3 separate regions of the Homo sapiens genome follow, and regions 2 and 3 are each linked to region 1. The links are chromatin contacts, found by Hi-C or POLR2A ChIA-PET in ENCODE. All regions are on one chromosome and are shown on one strand. Each heading gives the region's core, a stretch centred on a gene start or an enhancer-like site at or near the end of the contact. The rest is flanking DNA. Distances are from core to core; before and after follow the strand shown. Region 1 has its middle 26 kb from the start of CAPN7. Region 2 has its middle 36 kb from the start of COLQ. Region 3 overlaps COLQ (collagen like tail subunit of asymmetric acetylcholinesterase).

Evidence for each region. A loop is a pair of places that touch in the nucleus more often than their neighbours do. ChIA-PET counts read pairs that join two places held with the same protein, here RNA polymerase II (POLR2A). Pooled maps may share reads with other maps.
Region 2: a pooled map shows a loop between it and region 1 (3-fold over the local background). The contact joins two enhancer-like sites. A Hi-C loop is called at or near these places in 1 of 168 maps with a recorded cell type or tissue (sciatic nerve) and 4 of 50 pooled maps. POLR2A ChIA-PET finds 5 or more read pairs at or near these places in 1 of 52 experiments (activated B cell).
Region 3: a pooled map shows a loop between it and region 1 (2.4-fold over the local background). The contact joins two enhancer-like sites. A Hi-C loop is called at or near these places in 2 of 50 pooled maps. POLR2A ChIA-PET finds 5 or more read pairs at or near these places in 2 of 52 experiments (OCI-LY7 and WTC11).

What each region holds. Positions count from the first base shown.
Region 1 is chr3:15,178,433-15,182,310 of GRCh38, reverse strand. It overlaps the pseudogene COL6A4P1. Among named protein-coding and RNA genes, the nearest start is that of CAPN7, 26 kb to the left of the region's middle. Within about 2 kb of position 1,855, at least 2 of the 41 ENCODE cell types and tissues checked have a DNase peak (open chromatin) inside an H3K27ac peak, as active enhancers do.
Region 2 is chr3:15,555,923-15,559,800 of GRCh38, reverse strand. No RefSeq gene overlaps it. Among named protein-coding and RNA genes, the nearest start is that of COLQ, 36 kb to the right of the region's middle. Within about 2 kb of position 2,045, at least 9 of the 41 ENCODE cell types and tissues checked have a DNase peak (open chromatin) inside an H3K27ac peak, as active enhancers do.
Region 3 is chr3:15,465,517-15,469,394 of GRCh38, reverse strand. COLQ (collagen like tail subunit of asymmetric acetylcholinesterase) reads left to right here. Exons shown (of 17, transcript NM_005677.4): 12 at 2,958-3,054. Among named protein-coding and RNA genes, the nearest start is that of MIR4270, 29 kb to the left of the region's middle. Within about 2 kb of position 1,979, at least 6 of the 41 ENCODE cell types and tissues checked have a DNase peak (open chromatin) inside an H3K27ac peak, as active enhancers do.

The DNA.
Region 1 (3,878 bases), core at 606-3,105:
AATAAATATGGTTATCTCAAATTTTTGAATCCCTCTTAAGGAGTAAGTTGAGCATGAACAGTCAAGATGTGTTTTTAGGGAGTGGGGGGTGGTTTTCACTTAACACTTTCTGGAAAGAGAAACGCAGCTGTTGGGTGTCTGCTATTCCTGGGTGTTGTGATGATCACTTCCACACAATATTCTATTTAAAGAACCCAAGACTAGGAAGTGATTTAGACATGCTAGAGATTCTTGCTTAAACTCTTTGGTTTGTTTAAGAATGTGCTTTAACTATTCACAATGGCAAAGACATGGAAGAATTCTTTTGAATTCTTTTGAATTACATATTGGGGCTCCAAGAAGGTTTATTTTATTTAACAAACACCTAAAGAGTGCCTTCTGTGTGCCAGGAATGGGTAAAGTGTTTTATAATAATGAACTCAATCCTGATAACACTATAAGGTAGGTGCTATTATTGCCCCTATTTTACAAATGGGGAAACCAAGGCAGAGAAAAGTGAAGCAATTTGCCTAAGATCCACTATTAGATAGTGGATCGAAGACTCAAGCCCAGGCAGTCTATCTCCAAGAGTCCTTGCTTTTTAACCACATACATTCTGCTGAAGGCAGCTGTGAGATTGGCTGGCCAAGAATATAAAGATGAGGTATTCCCTGTTCCACTTGGAACCTCTCATTCAATGGGATTATTATGTTCTTATTTTTAAACAAATGGACTTTCTTAGAGTAAAAAAAATAGAAATGGAATTGAGAGTAGACAATTTCCATGGACCCCTTTGGAAATGGATCTAAGCTTTGGGGAGGGAGGTCTGATGTTCTGCTTTTTTTTTTTTTTGAGAATGTATGAGGTATTTTCAGACTAGGCTTATTTGACCAGGCAGATGTGCTCCTGAGATACTTGAATATTTTAGCATACCACAACTGTTTATCAGGTTATTCCACTCTTGCATAAATATACAAACAAAATCATTCAGAAATGTTTATGACCCACCAAATGAATGCAGTGTGTGAAATGGAAGTTCTATGCCATGTCCTGTATGCTTTCTCCTTTTATAGCCACATCTGGACAACTTTAAATAGTGAAGTCTGAGGTGTACACTCTGGGTGTTTACAAAATTCTTCCCGAGTTGGATCAGCAAGACCATTTTCCTTGCACAATTGAAACAATGTGGGAACATTTCCCTCTTTATTTTGATAAAGCCTATGTTGATGTGGGGAAAGACATCCTTATGCTTTAAAAAAATCAACTTCATGAGGCATAATTTATAGTCAATGTGTTGGACACATTTTAAGTGCATGAAGGCACATTTTTTAATTACAAGGTTTCTTCTTTTCTCTAGGTCCACATCTAGAATGGAGACTTGGAAGATATTTTGGGGGATCATCCTCCTTGAAGCTGGTTTTGGCTTCAAGTCACAGAGGATTGGTAATACCTGGGTTTCTTTAAGCTGAAAACCATCTAGTGGTAGTGACCATCTTAAAAGGAAATATTACAGAAGCTTCAGAATTAATAAGAGGCAATCGATTCATTGAAGGAGAATTTAGTCAGAATCTGGAAGCTTATAGTGAATGGTGGGCACTTGTTTTTTCAGTACTTAACCCCAAATGACAAAAAAATAGATATTAAAAACTTCCATACTCTGAAATGTATTACTAGGTTCTCAAACGCTTTTGTAAACAGGAGTCTGTTCTGCATTCTGCCTTTTCTCTTCGGCAGAGCTGTTCTGAGGAGTAATTATCATCACAAGACGGATCGCTTCACTGAGTGCTAGTGACACATCTGCAATTTTTTGCAGTTATTTTAATAGATTGTTGGGACTTTCCAAGATGAAAGTCTCATCAGAAGAAGATTATTTGAGTAGCCTGAAGTGCCAGTGAGACAATATTGAGGTTTAAATATTCAAATATAATTACACAGGCTGTTATTTGTTGGGGGAAAAAAAAACCATGAAGCTCTCTCAGTTTTCCTTTTGGCTCTGACTCCCTTCACTTGTGAACAGAAGCTGTGACAGTCTTTTCATGTTTCAAACACCTTCTAAAACATTCAAAGAACTAGTGGAGGGGTTAAGAAAGTGACAGTCTACGAAAATGTAATACATCTCTCAAGTTGCATATGATAGAACTGAAACTTACTTGCCTTGAAAATATTCTACAGCTGTGTGGTTTCCTCTGATTTGAAAGATCAGGGAAACACTTCGTGGTTTGCATTTGATCACCCCTGAAAGAGATGTTAAGGCGACAAGCCAGTCAGCCATCCCTGGAACAGTCATTGAATTCTCCCAGTAAGACTGCACTTTGGAGGGTTGAAGGGAAATAAAGCTTAAAGGACCTGAAGTTCATTTATTGTCTGCCTTTTCCATGATCAGATTCCACTTGGCTTTATGACCAATGTTATGCAAACTTCTGAGAGGTGGGACCCAGGACTCCAGAAGTGACAAGTGGATTAAGTGTCCCTGGATTATACCAACCTCCCCAAGCCCTCTCTGTCTAGACTCTCACTTGGTCTTTGCCTTTCTGTAATATGGATTTCTAATTTAATCTTCATGGCAGTTCAGGGTATGGACTAGATATCAGGAGACCTGGGTCCTAATTCTGGCTCTTTGAATGGATTTACATGAGTTACTTTGCCTTTCCAGGTCTTATTTTCCTTCTCTTTGAGATAGCTGAATTGGACTCCTTATTTTATACTTGTACTGTCCAATACAGGGGCCACCAGCTGCATGTGACTCTCTGAATTAAAATAAATCAAAATTCAGTAAAATATGAAGTTCAGTTTCTGTTATACTAGCTACATTTCACGTGCTCAGTTGCCACATGTCTAGCAGCTACAGTCTCATATAATTATTTCTAGCACTAAAATTTTAATTCCATTATTTGTTTTCATTAATGTTCAAGATTTCCATCCTTATAAGTGCTGTCTCTTTCCTTTCTCTCTTTTCCTCTATTCTTTCCTTCCTCAATATTTTTGGGTATCTGCTCTATGCTAGATGCTCATGTGGTGAACAAACAAACAAAATACATGGTTATCTGTTCTCATGGATCTCACAGTCTAGTTGGGGAAATTGCCATTAACTAAATAAGCACAATCATGAATGTTACATTACAAACAAAGATAAAAGAACATGATCCTATGAGAATTTACCAAAATTTGCTCCAGTCCTGCAGCCACTTGGTGTCTGATGTCTTCCATGCTGGAGGCCAGGATGGGCCCAGATGGGGTACCAATGGGCCTGGCCACTGTTGAGATGGTGGTTTCCAGGCTTGTAGCTGGGGCTGGGGAGAAGTAGCTGCATAGTGCAGCTTGAGCTCAGGGAGCCAAAAGACAAATGTGAGCCACAAGTATAGGAATGCCAACGATCAAACTAAAAGGGGCTGGTGGTGGCCAGGGAGTACAGAAGTCAAAGCTGGAAAGCTGATGTCTTAGGTCAGGTTCCCTGGAAGCAGAGTTTGGGACAGGGATTTGAGTGCATTATTTTGAGAAAGTACTCTTTAGGAAAAAAATCTGTAAGGGAGTAACAGAAGTGGGTTAGAGTAGGGGATGAAGACAATAGGTAAAGTCAAGCCTTGGCCTGAGTCATGAGAGGTGGTGATGGAGTCTAAATAACACTGCAGGGTTGTTTCACTGAAGGCAAGTGGGCCAGGCATTTGTATCTCCATGTTGATTAGACATTGGCCACCCAGGGTGGTGGTAGTGGTGTAACATCCCAGGCGTCTCCAATTGAGGCCACTCCCTTCAGCCAAGGTTAGGACTCTGGAGAAAGTCACAGGTAGTACTTAAAGCAGCTGGGGGATAGGTGTGCCAACCAGTAAAGGCGATCTAGGTGGGTACCAACAGCATCCACTACTGGTAGAAAACTGGGTTCTTTTATTTAGGTCAAGGGA
Region 2 (3,878 bases), core at 796-3,295, 380 kb before region 1:
TAATGTAGAGACATGTTCAGTTAGTTGAGATACATAGGCTCTTTCTGCTTCCTATTTTATTTTTTGACCACTCAGTACCTAAGTGTCACCAGTATTTAATGGGGCTGGTCCTATATTTTATGAGGTTGTTTTTTTTTTTTCCTGGAAGGAATTTACTGAGCCAAAGGCAAAGTCACATCACACCCAAACTAATAATTTCAGGATATATTTGGACTAGCGACCTAAGTTCAAGCATACCACATTTAGACCAACAGAGTTAACCTTAATCTATAAAGAACTCAGACTAGGGACAGTGGCTCACACCTGTAATCCCAGCACTTTGGGAGGCTGAGGCGGGTGGATCACTTGAGATCAGGAGTTCAAGACTAGCCTGGCCAACATGGTGAAACCCTGTCTCTACTAAAAATAAAAAAGTTAGCTGGGCATGGTGGCACACTCCTGTAATCCCAGTTACTCAGGAAGCTGAGGCTCGAGAATCGCTTGAACCTGGGAGGCAGAGGTTGCAATGAGCCGAGATCCCGCCACTGTTCTTGAGCCTGGGCAACAGACTTAGTGTGACTCCCTTTCAAAAATAAAAAAATAAAAATATAAAGAACTCTTATATATAAGAAAAATATTAAGGTGCCAGTAGAAAAATGGGCAAAGGGCGTGAATGTACAATTCACAGAAAAAATATAAATGCTCAGTAAAAGCATGAATATGAATATGTAAGTTATACTGAAAATCCCTTTTTTTTTCCTGGCCTATCCACTTGGCAAAGAACTTTCTAAATTAATCTGAATTTTGGTGAAGTGGAAGTGAAAATGGAGACTCCTATGCTGCTGATGGAAGTTGAAGTTGGTACATTTCTGTAGAGTAATTCTAGCATTGCAGGTATTTGGAGTCTTAAAAATGTTCATACCGCGTAAGTTTTGACCCCGTGAGCTTTTTTTTTTTTTTTTTCAAGACAGGGTCTTGCTCTGTTGCTCAGGCTAGAGTGCAATGACATGATCACGGCTCACTGCATCTTTGACGTCCTTGGACTCAAGTGATCTCTCCATCTCAGTCTCCCGAGTTGCTAGGACTACAAGCGCATACCACCATGCCTGGCTACTCTTTTATTTTATTTTTGTAGAGACAGGGTCTCACTATGTTGCCTAGGTTGGTCCCAAACTCGTGGGCTCACGCTATCCTCTTGCCTCTGCCTCCCAGAGTGCTGGGAATATAGGCATGAGCCACTGTGCCAGGCCCCATTGAGCTTATTTGGGAATATATCCTGAAGAAATAATAAAATATTTGGTCAAATATTTATATAAAAGGCCATGTAGCGTAGTTTTATTTAGGAACAATTCCAATGTTTAATAGTAGGACATTGGTTACATAAGTGATGGTCTATCATCATAAAATAAAAATTGTATTATTTATTAATTGAAAAATAATCACAATACAACGTGTGAAAAGGGCAAGCTACAAAATGAAATGGAGTGAAGTAAGGAAATAACCATAATCATGCATACCTGCTTGCTTACAGAACAGAGATGGGCACAAAATAAACTAAAATTGTAATACAACTTGGTAGATGGAATTGTAGGCAATTTTTATTTAATTTTTTCCTTTATAGAATTTTAAAAATAATTATGTAATTTTTATTATCAGAAGCAGGCACTATTTTAAAAGAATATTTGAAATGGAAAAGCATCACTTATTTTCAGGGTCATTCGTGTTTTTTATCTGCAGTTTTACATAAATTGAAGCATAGGACTTTATATCAAAATTCAGCTTGTTTGCACCACCCATATCAGACTTGTCTACACTGGCTAGTTTAGGCACAAGTGACCACCATGAAGTGGTAGACTTCAGTTTTAGGGGTGAACCCAGAAGATACTGTGACTTGGCCCCTGACAGGCTCGTGGAAGCAGCCTCATTTCTCAGGTATTCTTATGTCCTGCACAGGAGGAAGAGACTATGAAAAGGAGCATTCAGACTGGATAGTTCATGTAACCTCATCAGTCTCCTCCCACTCTGCCTCCGGACACACCTCTGGCAGCCGAATGCAATATAAGATTTTGCCATTAGGTGGTGTAGAGGGCTTGATTAATATTTGTAAGTTGAACTGTGTAAATTTGTTACTAAATACTAGATAAAATTTGGGGAAAATGCCCCTTTCCTAATCATACTCTCAGAGAAAAAAAAAATGCTGACAGGTTATTAGACTGTCCAGCAGAGGTCAGTCTAAGTGTATAAAGACCACATTAGTCCAGGGGCACTAATTGACAGAGTCCATTGACTGCTTATTTAGTAAAAATGATCTTGAAATTAATCTCCTCATAGAAGATTTTCCTTAGAAGGATAAAATATTGAAAATACCCCTCTAAAATGAATCTATTGGTTGATAGATATTTGATAGAATATTTTGTAGCCCCTAGTTTAATAATGAATTTCTTATGTGATCCTATTATATGTGTTAATAATATCCAATTGCCTCATAAAAACTGAGCTTCGAAAGATTATGGCAGTTTTCTTAATTTAGAAAAACCCAGAATCCAGGGTTGAGGAGATGAATGGGAAATGAGTTTTATTATTATTATCATTATTTTGAGACAGCGTATTCTTATGTTGCCCAGGCTGGAGTACAGTGGCACAGTCATAGCTTACTGCAGCCTCGAACTCCCGGGCTCAAATACTTCTCCCACCTCACCCTCCCAAGTAGCTAGGACTACAGGTACATGCCACCACAACTGGCTAATTTTTAAAGTTTTTTGTAGAGATGGGTCTCACACTGTTGCCGAGGCTGGTCTCAAACTCCTGGGCTCAAGCTGTCCTCCCACTTCAACCTCCCAAAGTGAAATGGTTTCTTAGGTTACTTTCTCTACTAATAGTCTTTCCAGAAATCTTTCATATTTCATGGGGTTATTTGGGGATTCAGAAAGCCACCCAGAAGCTCCTAGCCCAATGCCTGGCATATAAAAGGCACTCAATAAGTGCCACTGCATTTTAGGAAGGTGAGAATTTAGAGAAGAGAACACCACTTGGAATCCCTGCTTAGCGGTGAATGTGAAAGTAGACATAGTGGTTTCCCTTTTCTCAAGTGACTGGGTCTTACTTCAAGTAAATTAGACATTTCCTGGAGATCAGGGGTTGTGTATTTTCACTTCTCTATATAGCCATAGTACTCTTTAAGAGTTCACTAACTACGTGTTAAATGGGAACTCATGATGGTTAACAATAGCTCAGTGGAGATGTTCTACAGTTATTTCATACATGCTACTTTGAAGTAGCTCAGCTTATTTTGTGAAGTGAGTGTATGTGCCATAGGGAAAAAAAGTCTCAAATCCATTGCAAGAAAATGGTAGGACTTTTGGACACTGAAGGAAAAAGAAAATGAAATGGAAAATTATATTTAATCCCAAATTGTTTTTGTTCCTTTATTTTCAAGACAGTTAGGCAGTGGGGAAGCAGTGCATGCCAATGAAGAAGCAGCCCATGACTCTGAAATAATGCAAATGTAAAGTGATTACAGTAGAACATCATATGACTGTTTTAAGAAAGTAGGAAACCAGGCTGGGCGCGGTGGCTCACGCCTGTAATCCCAACACTTTGGGAGGCCGAGGCGGGCGGATCACAAGGTCAGGAGATCGAGACCATCCTGACTAACACGGTGGAACCCCGTCTCTACTAAAAATACAAAAAATTAGCCGGGCGTAGTGGCGGGCGCCTGTAGTCCCAGCTACTTGGGAGGCTGAGGCAGGAGAATGGCGTGAACCCAGGAGGCGGAGCTTGCAGTGAGCCAAGCCATTGCACTCCAGCCTGGGTGACAGAGTGAGACTCTGCCTCAAAAAAAAAAAAAAAAAAAAAAAAGAAGAAAGAAAGTAGGAAACCAGTTACATTCCAGATGGGAA
Region 3 (3,878 bases), core at 730-3,229, 290 kb before region 1:
AATCTTTTCTTATATCACTTTATCCCCTCCTAATGATTTCCATTCATAATATTTTAAGCTTGGGGTTCCAGAAGCTTCCTGGCTTCCTTCTGTCTTGGGCAGTGTTTGCCTTTTCCTAGTTCCTGGCGATAACCAAAGCCAGGAAGGCCATTTCTTGAGCCTGCTGAGACTAATTCCGTTGGAATCATAAAAGCTACACCAAAACCACATCTGGGAGCTCAGAGAAGTTAGAGAAAAGAGCCCAAGCTTTCGACAAGACATTGTGAACAACCCGAGGGTGCTGCAAACCCTCGGTGTTGGGGTCGTTCCAGTTGGGAGATAACGAATTGTTAGCCTTAGAAGCCTGATGTGGTATTTATTTTTATCATGAATTAATCTCCCAGCATAGTCTTACATACTCTTTGTTTGTTGGCCAGCAGTGCTGAGAGTCTCTGAAAGTTATTGTTAAGTCAATCCAAAGCCAAAAATCAGAAATTCAGAAGGAATTTCAGATAGTAATTTCTGTGCCAGAAGGATTACAGAGACCACTTAATCCAGTCTCCTCAGGTTATTCTCAAGGAAGCTGAGGGCCAGGGAGGTGGAGTTGCTTGCCCAAGACCCCTCCATGAAGTCAGCTTCAAAGCCAGGATTAGAATCCAGAGAGTTGAGTTGAGACCAACTTTCCCCACATGACTTCTTCTCTCAGCTACCTTCATGCTTCAGGACTTGCCTTCAGGCAAGCCCAGGAAAGCAGCTGTTGACTTTATTATAAAAATCTTCTCAGCCGGGAGTGGCGACTCATGCCTATAATCCCAGCACTTTGGGAGGCCAAGGCAGGCAGATCACCTGAGGTCAGGAGTTCGAGACCAGCCTGGCCAACATACAGTGACATCCCACCTCTACTAAAAAATACAAAAATTAGCTGGGCATGGTGGCACACACCTCTAGTCCCAGCTGCTTGGGAAACTGAGGCAGGAGTTGCTTGAACGCAGGAGGCAGATGTTGCAGTGAGCTAAGATCACGCCACTGCACTCCAGCCTGGGCGACAGAGCAAGACTCCGTCTCTCAAAAAAAAAAAAAAAAAAAAAAAAAAACTTCAGTAACTGAGAAACAATTTCCTTGAGAGAGATCACCCAACTTTGTGGCAAATAAGGAATAAAGAATGCCTTTCCTGGAAAGCTCTACTCAGTGAGTCCTGCTGATAGAGACGTGGCTCATTCTGAGCGATGGCCGATAAGCGGAATATTCCATTACTGCTGGTGTCAGAATGAAGGAGCATTTCCAGCTCCTTCAAGCTTTGGCACTTCCTTTGCTCAGAGCCAGCTGACATGGCCGTTAGAAAAACAAGACTGAACTGTGGCTATATTAAGATGTGTGACTTCCTTTGCCATCCTGAGACCCAGCTTGGTTACTGCAGGGAATGCTTCAGCTAGGCTGAGGCTTAAGAACTCCCTCCATAAACATGGAATCAGAAATAAACTCTGACCTCACGGATCCCATATTCAGAGTTCAAGAACTCCTTGCACATTACCAAGACGGCCCCCAGTGCCATGTGGACAAGGCAGCCGGTCACCTGTCACCGTTGTGGCTGGAAAGGAGTCCCAAGCCTGCCTGCTCCCCAGATTTGAGGAAGATTACATTTCATCAGGTGGGCAAGCCTGCCAAGGCGCAAGTGTAGTAAGAAGAACCAGGTCAAAAATGGCAAGTGTCAATCACTGCTCTGATTAGGCCTGAGGCAAGAGCAGACAATTAGCAAATTGCTCAGGGGAAGAGTCAATAGCATGCACCAGCCTTGGTTTCGGGGTGACTCCTAAGAGCAACCCTGAGGGAGAACAAAGAGCCCAGTCTTTGCTCTTGATACTCCCAGAATAGGCAGAAAAGAGGACACTCCATGTGGAACGGCTGTAGCCACAGATGTGCCCTTTTTAATAAACCAAGACTTAACTACGTGAAACAGATGGAACCAAGCCAGTTGCTGTGATAATTGGCTTGCCCCACATAGCTCTTCGTTCTGTACAAACCACATTTTCACATCTGAGATCTTTGTTAGTTTCACAGACCTATGTGGGTGTAAATTTACTGGCCTCATTTTAAAGATGACAAAACTGAGGTACAAAGCAATGACATGAGTTACCTGGAGTCTCAAGGTCAAGGTGAAACCTCTGGATTTACAGATCAGCAAAGCTGCCTACCATTGTGTTTCTAGCATCTTTGTCCTCCCTCATTTCATCTGGGGAAAGGAGGTGAGCTAGACAGATTCCAGCCCATAGGGAGTGTATGTCTCATGGGGAGACATCAATGAAATGACCACACAAATAATCCATATGCTATGATCTGGGATAAATGCCATGAAGGAAACAGGCTGAGTTATGAGAGCTTATGGTGGGGTGAACTGACTCCATCCAGGAAGGTCAGGGAAGGCTTTGCCATAGGGCATTTGAGCTGAGAGCCAAAGGGTGAGTGACAGTTAACTAGGCTAGGGGGAAGGAAGAGATTTTGGGGCAGAGAGAAGGGTCTTGAGAAGGGGGATAATAGACATGGTGCCCTTGAAGACCAAAAAGGCCAAAAGGCTGGAATGAAGCTGGAAAGCCTAGCCATGCAAGGCTTCGCAGGCTGCAGTAAAGAGCTAAGTCTTTATCCTGAGTGCAACGGGAAGCCAATGAGTGAAAATAGCTCATTTCTAGGCCTCCATTTCCTCATCTGCCCAGGGCCTAGAGTAGATTTGACTGGTTCCTTTCAGCTGCCATGTGCCACATTTGTAGAGCAAGAACTAAGGTCTACAAATTTGTAGCCATCACTATCTCAAATGTCACTTGCCCTAAGCTTATTAAGAGCTCGATGGTCAAGACCTCTGGAGCTGCATCCCCCACTGGGCTCTTGCTCCTTAAGTGCAAGGTGATCTCTGATTTGGTGATAAATGGGGCGGGAAGCTTGCTATGTCATGCTTTCATAACAGGCTCTGCCTTTCTCTCTGTCAGGGACAGAAAGGGGATAGTGGAGTTATGGGCCCACCAGGCAAGCCTGGGCCTTCTGGTCAACCTGGCCGTCCGGGGCCCCCAGGCCCCCCACCTGCAGGTAAGAGCTACACTGCTTCACTTGATCCACTGTTGGAGTACTGGCCAGCCTCCCAGAGAGGGCACAAGGAGATGCCAGCAGAGATGCCTTGTGTTTCAAGTTAGAAACTACCAGAGACACTCCAATATCTTTGTAATTTCTCCACGATTTAGCTCATTCAACTTTTATGCAAGAGAGATAAATGCCATTCTGAATTTGTTTTAGCATTCTGGAGAACAAATAGAGGACAGAAAAAAAGCACATTAATGATGTCATTTATACCTTAAGTGAAAAATAACAGGAACATATTTCATCAACTAATACCTTTTTCTAGATAAAAGTGTCATGGCTCCAAGCAATTCTCTTAAACCTAGAAGTAAAGGTGACATTGCAGGTTTTTTCCAATTTACAGTGTTATAAAAGAGTCCTTATTTGTTTGCAATAGCTAGAGAAAGAGGCTGGGCATGGGTGGCTCACGCCTGTTATTTCAGCACTTTGGGAGGCCGAGACGGGCAGATCACTTGAGGTCAGGAGTTTGAAACCAGCCTGGTCAACCATGGCAAAAACCGTTCTGTTTTTGCTAAAATACAAAAATACAAAAATTAGCCTGGCATGGTGGCACGCGGCTGTAATCCCAGCTACTCTGAGGCTGAGGCAGAAGAATCACTTGAACCTGGGAGGCGGAGGTTGCAGTGAGCTGAAATTGTGCCATCTCGAAACTCTGTCTCCAAAAAAAAAAAAAAAAAAAAAAGATGTAGAAAGAAATTACTAAAATAAAATAAAAAAATAAAAAGTTGGCTGGGCGCGGTGGGTCACGCCTGTAATCCCAGCACTTTGGGAGGCCG